2 separate regions of the Homo sapiens genome follow, and region 2 is linked to region 1. A link is an interaction called in ENCODE POLR2A ChIA-PET data of the cell type or tissue named here. Cell type or tissue: PC-9. All regions are shown on one strand.

The links. Peaks named below come from ENCODE experiments on the same cell type or tissue, not always from the same donor. Only the 100,000 strongest peaks of a DNase experiment are listed, where the experiment ranks them.
Region 2: POLR2A ChIA-PET joins it to region 1 with 8 read pairs; 2 of 35 experiments call an interaction of 5 or more read pairs at or near these places.

The regions. Positions count from the first base shown.
Region 1 is chr19:10,897,804-10,900,303 of GRCh38, reverse strand. The region is part of intron 1 of CARM1 (coactivator associated arginine methyltransferase 1); the gene reads right to left. Among named protein-coding and RNA genes, the nearest start is that of CARM1, 28 kb to the right of the region's middle. RefSeq lists an enhancer at 442-1,059. In PC-9, no CTCF peak of the experiment used is centred here; a DNase peak (open chromatin) is centred at 953; H3K4me3 peaks cover 490 bases; H3K27ac peaks cover 1,687 bases.
Region 2 is chr19:10,611,908-10,614,407 of GRCh38, reverse strand. It overlaps a transcript of SLC44A2 not described here. Among named protein-coding and RNA genes, the nearest start is that of SLC44A2, 12 kb to the left of the region's middle. In PC-9, no CTCF peak of the experiment used is centred here; no DNase peak of the experiment used is centred here.

The DNA of each region.
Region 1 (2,500 bases):
GGTGATTGTTATGCAACATTGTAAAAGGGCTAATTTCATGTTATGAAACAACAGCTCTTGACCTCCCAGGCTCAAGACATCCTCCCACCTCAGCCTCCCGGGTAGCTGGAACCTCACGCACATGCCACCACCCCTGGCTAATTTTGTTTATTTTTTTGTAGAAATGAGGGTCTCACTATGTTGCCCAGGCTAGTCTGAAACTCCTGGGGCTCAAGTGATCCTCTCACCTTGGCCTCCAAAGTGCTGGGATTACAGGTGTGAATTTTGTTTCAATAGAAAATGAAAAATGGGCCAGGCGTGGTGGCTCACGCCTGTAATTCCAGCACTTTGGGAGGTGGGCGGATCACTTGAACCCAGGAGTTTGAGACACACCTGTCCAACATGGCAAAACCCCGTCTTTACTAAAAATACAAAAATTAGCAAGGCATGATGGCGGGTGCCTGTAATCCCAGCTACTCAGGAGGCTGAGGCAGGAGAATCGCTTGAACCCGGGAGGTGGAGGTTGCAGTGAGCCGAGATGGCACCACTGCACTCCAGCCTGGACGACAGAGTGAGACTCCGTCTCAAAAAAAAAAAAAAAGAAAAAGAAAAAGAAAACTGTTCCTAACTGACGAGTCCAGGTATGAGGGCCTACAGATATGAGACCTGAAGGGCAGCTCCCCGGCCACACCCAGCCAGTCCTGCCAGACTCTCTCCCACCCCAGGAGCCAGGTGCCGCCCTCCTGAGGGCAGGGCATGGAGGAACCTCCTGAGCCCTGCCAGGAGGGTGTCAGCAGGCCACTGCCCCAGACTCACAGCCTCACTACACCCACAGAGGCCCAAGATAAAGTGCTCCCAGCTGTGGGTGGGTCCCAGGAAGGGACATCCAACCTTGGCATGGTGCCCACACTCATACCCGTCCTGGGGCAGGAGATACTGTCGATCTGTTAGCCACACCTGGGCGACAGCAAGTGGGCCCAGGGAGGCCTGTTTACCAAGCAGCCTGGCAACCCGATGTTGCCTGAGGCGTCCCTCTCTGACCTGGCGCCAGGCAGGCAACTACAGGACCTGTGGCCAAGTGAAGCCTGGCTGTGCCCAGCCAGGGCTAGGGCTGGGCTTGGGCCAAAGATGCCGGGGCTGAGGGCAAGTGGATCGCTTCATCACAGCAGCAGCTGCTAAAGCCCGCGGAGCCGGCAGCTTCTCAAAGTCACAGCTTTATCCCCAAGTTAGTCCCTGGCACACAGAAGACACCTGGGAAATACTGACAAACCAAAAAAAAAAAAAAAAAAAACAAGCTAAGCCGTGTTCCTCTCTTTGTTCAGGAGACTCCCGAGCCTCTGAGCTCTGTGCCCATCATTCCTCATGGCTCTCCCCGTCTTGGCCCCTCCCCATGGACACACTCAACCCTCTAGTCCCTACATGGGCCAGGCCCCAGGCCTCTGCACATGCTGTTCCCACTTTCTCCCTTCCTCTCCCCTCCCTCTGCTACTATGGGTCCAGTGGGCCATCGCACACCTGGCCCAGGGTCACCTCTGAGTAGGCAGGGAATGCACAGCCTGTCTCCTGGCTTGCGAACAGCACCCCAGGAGGAGGGTAGAAGGGAGCCTTGGGGCCCGGGACGCACAGGCATCTGGATCCAGCAGTGGCGATTCAGTGCTCGCCACAGATGCAGCCCTGCCCGCAGGAAACTCACTGTGGCATCCTCTCAAGGCCAGCAACCACCTCCCAAAGCGGCCATTCAGCTGGGGAGGAGCAGTATGGGAGCCGCGGAAGGGGGCAGGACCCCAGGATTCAGAAAGGCCCTCTGTGTTGGCCTCTAGAGACAAATCCAAAAAGCACCACTGTTGCGGCATCAGCCGGCGCATGTTGGGGACTGTGTGCACATGGCCTGGAGAGGTGGGGGACAGGCTGCAGGGCTAGCAGGCAAGGGTGACCAAAAAGCAGACTCTAGAGCCAGGAGGCCGTGGTGAGTTCAGGCCAATTGAGGCCAGGCCACAGCTGGGGTATCTTTTTTTTTTGAGACTAAGTCTCACTCTGTCGCCTAGACTGGAGTGCAGTGGCAAAATCTCAGCTCACCGTAACCTCCATCTCCCAGGTTCCAGCGATTCTCCTGTCTCAGCCTCCCGAGTAGCTGGGATTACAGGCATGCACCACCACACCTGGCTAATTTTTGTATTTTTATTAGAGACAGGGTTTCTTTTTTTTTTTTTCTTTTTTTTGAGACGGAGTCTCGCTGTCTCCCAGGCTGGAGTGCAGTGGCGCAATCTTGGCTCACTGCAGGCTCCACTCCCTGGGGTTCACGCCATTCTCCTGCCTCAGCCTCCCGAGTAGCTGGGACTACAGGCGCCCGCCACCTCGCCCGGCTAATTTTTTTTGTATTTTTTGTAGAGACGGGGTTTCACCGTGTTAGCCAGGATGGTCTCGATCTCCTGACCTCGTGATCCGCCTGCCTCAGCCTCCCAAAGTGCTGGGATTACAGGAGTGAGCCACCGCATCCAGCCTAGAGACAGGGTTTCACCTC
Region 2 (2,500 bases), 290 kb after region 1:
TTAAGGCATACACAGATTTCTAATTTCACAGGGGGTTGGTGCCCCTCACACCCATGTGGTTTGAGGGTCAAATGCATTATTTCCTTTCGTTGCTGTAACAAGACACCAATGCCTTGGTGGCTTAAAAAAACACAAATTTATGGACGGGTGCGGTGGCTCATGCCTGTAATCCCTGCACTTTGGGAGGCCGAGGCAGGTGGATCACCTGAGGTCAGGAGCTTCAGACCAGCGTGGCCAACGTGGTGAAACCCCATCTCTACTAAAAATACAAAAAATTAGCTGGGCGTGGTGGTGTGCACCTGTAATTCCAGCTACTCAGGAGGCTGAGGCAGTAGAATTGCTTGAAACCAGGAAGCAGAGGTTGCAGTGAGCCAAGATCGCATCACTGCACTCCAGCCTGGGCAACAAGAGCAAAACTCGTCTCAAAAATAATAATAATAATAATAAATAAAAACCACAAATTTATTATCTCACAGCTCAGGAGGACAGAAGCACAAAATGCATCTCACTGGGCTACAATCGATGTGTAGGCAGGGCTGTTTCTTTCGGAGATTTTAGGGGAAAATCTGTTTCCTTGTCTGTTTCACCTTCTAGAGGCCGCCCACATTCCTTGGCTCCTGGCCACTTCTTCCATTTTTAAAGACAGCAATCACATCAAACCCACCTCGCTTCCGTCGTTCCATGTCCTCCTCTGACTCTGCTACCACCCTCTTCCATTTTTCTTAAAGAGACGGGGTCTCACTATGTTGCCCAGGCTGGTCTCAAAGTCCTGGGTTCAAGCAGTCCTCCTGCCTTAGCCTCCCAAAGTGCTTGAACTACAGGCATGAGCCACTACACCCAGCCAAAGTCTTCAACTTGGCCAGGCGCAGTGGCTTACACCTGTAATCCCAGCACTTTGGGAAGTCAAGGCAGGCAGATTACTTGAGGTCAGGAGTTTGAGACCAGCCTGTCCAACGTGGTGAAACCCCATGTCTACTAAAAATACAAAAAATTAGCCGGGCATAGTGGTGGGCGCCTGTAGTCCCAGCTACTCGGGAGGCTGAGGCAGGAGAATCACTTGAACCCAGGAGGCAGAGGTTGTGGCAAGCCAAGATTGCGCCACTGCACTCTAGCCTGGGTGACAGAGCAAGACTCCATCTCAAAAAAAAAAAAGAAAGAAAATAAAAAGTAAAAAATAACTATATTATCTGGGTGTGGTGGTGCATGCCTGTGGTCCCAGCTACTCAGGAGGCTGAGGTGGGAGAATCGCTTGAGCCCGGGAGGCAGAGGCTGCAGTGAGCTGTGATCACGCCACTGCACTCCAGCCTGGATGACAGAAAACACTGTCTCTAAAAAACCAAAACCAAACAAATAAAAATAACAAAACAAAAACTTCTCCAATCCCCACTAACCATTAGTGTGATCCCATTTCACGACGGGCACACTGAGGTTGCTTGCTCGGGCCACACAGCTGGTGAGGAGCACAGCCAGGAGTCAAACCAACGCCCTGCTGGAGCCAACCCAGGCCTTTTCCTTGGCAGGTACTGGGAGAAGCAGAGATAACGTTGCGGCAATGGTGTGGAAGAAAAATTGGGAAAATTGAGCTGTTGGACAAGGCCAGGATTGGGAGAGGCAGCCTTCGGGTGCCAGCCTTGCTGGCTGTGACGGCTGACCCACCCAAGTGCAGTGGGCGTGGGCGATAAGAGAACTGCCACAGCCTGCCCAGTCACAGTGCTGGTGCCAGGACATCAAATGCCACCCAGCCCCCACAGCTTCCGGACACTGGCCAAGTCCCCAAGGGCTGCAGCGGCCCAAGGCCTCACCCGTACAGCCAGCCACTGGCCTCTGCCTTCCCAGAAGTCTGTGCCTGGGGAATGAGCATCGCCAGCTGCCCAGACACCTCTTTTGACAAAGGGTTTGAGGACAGCATCTGGGTGGGGAGGCTCAGAAGGGTTAAGGGCAAAAGATAGAGCGCCTACTGTATGCTGGACTATGTTAGGCACCAAACCAGAGATTTGCTTCTAGAAACATTTAACCTTTTTTTATTTTTTATTTTTTGAGACAGGGTCTCCTTTTTTGCCCAGGATGAAGTGCAGGGGCGCAATCATAGCTCACTGCAGCCTTGACCTCCTGGGCTCAAGTGATCCTCCCGCCTCAGACTCCCTAGTGGATGGGACCACAGGCATGCACCACCACGCCCCGCTAATTTTTAATTTTTTGTTTTGCAGAAACAGGGTCTCACTATGTTGCCCAGGCTGGTATAAAATTCCTGGGCTCAAGTGATCCTTCCGCCCTGGCATCCCAAAGTGCTGGGATTATAGGAGTGAGCCACCACACCCGGCTCAGCCTAAGAAGCTTTAAAAAGATCCAGATGCCACACACACACAGAAATTAATAGGTCACAATCTGGAAGGAGACTTCTTGGCTGAGCTACCTCTGAGGTGAAAACAGCTAGCCAAAGATTTGTAGAAGATTCTTTCACATGGAAAGCTAAAATCTTCCATGGACTTGAGGACTTACT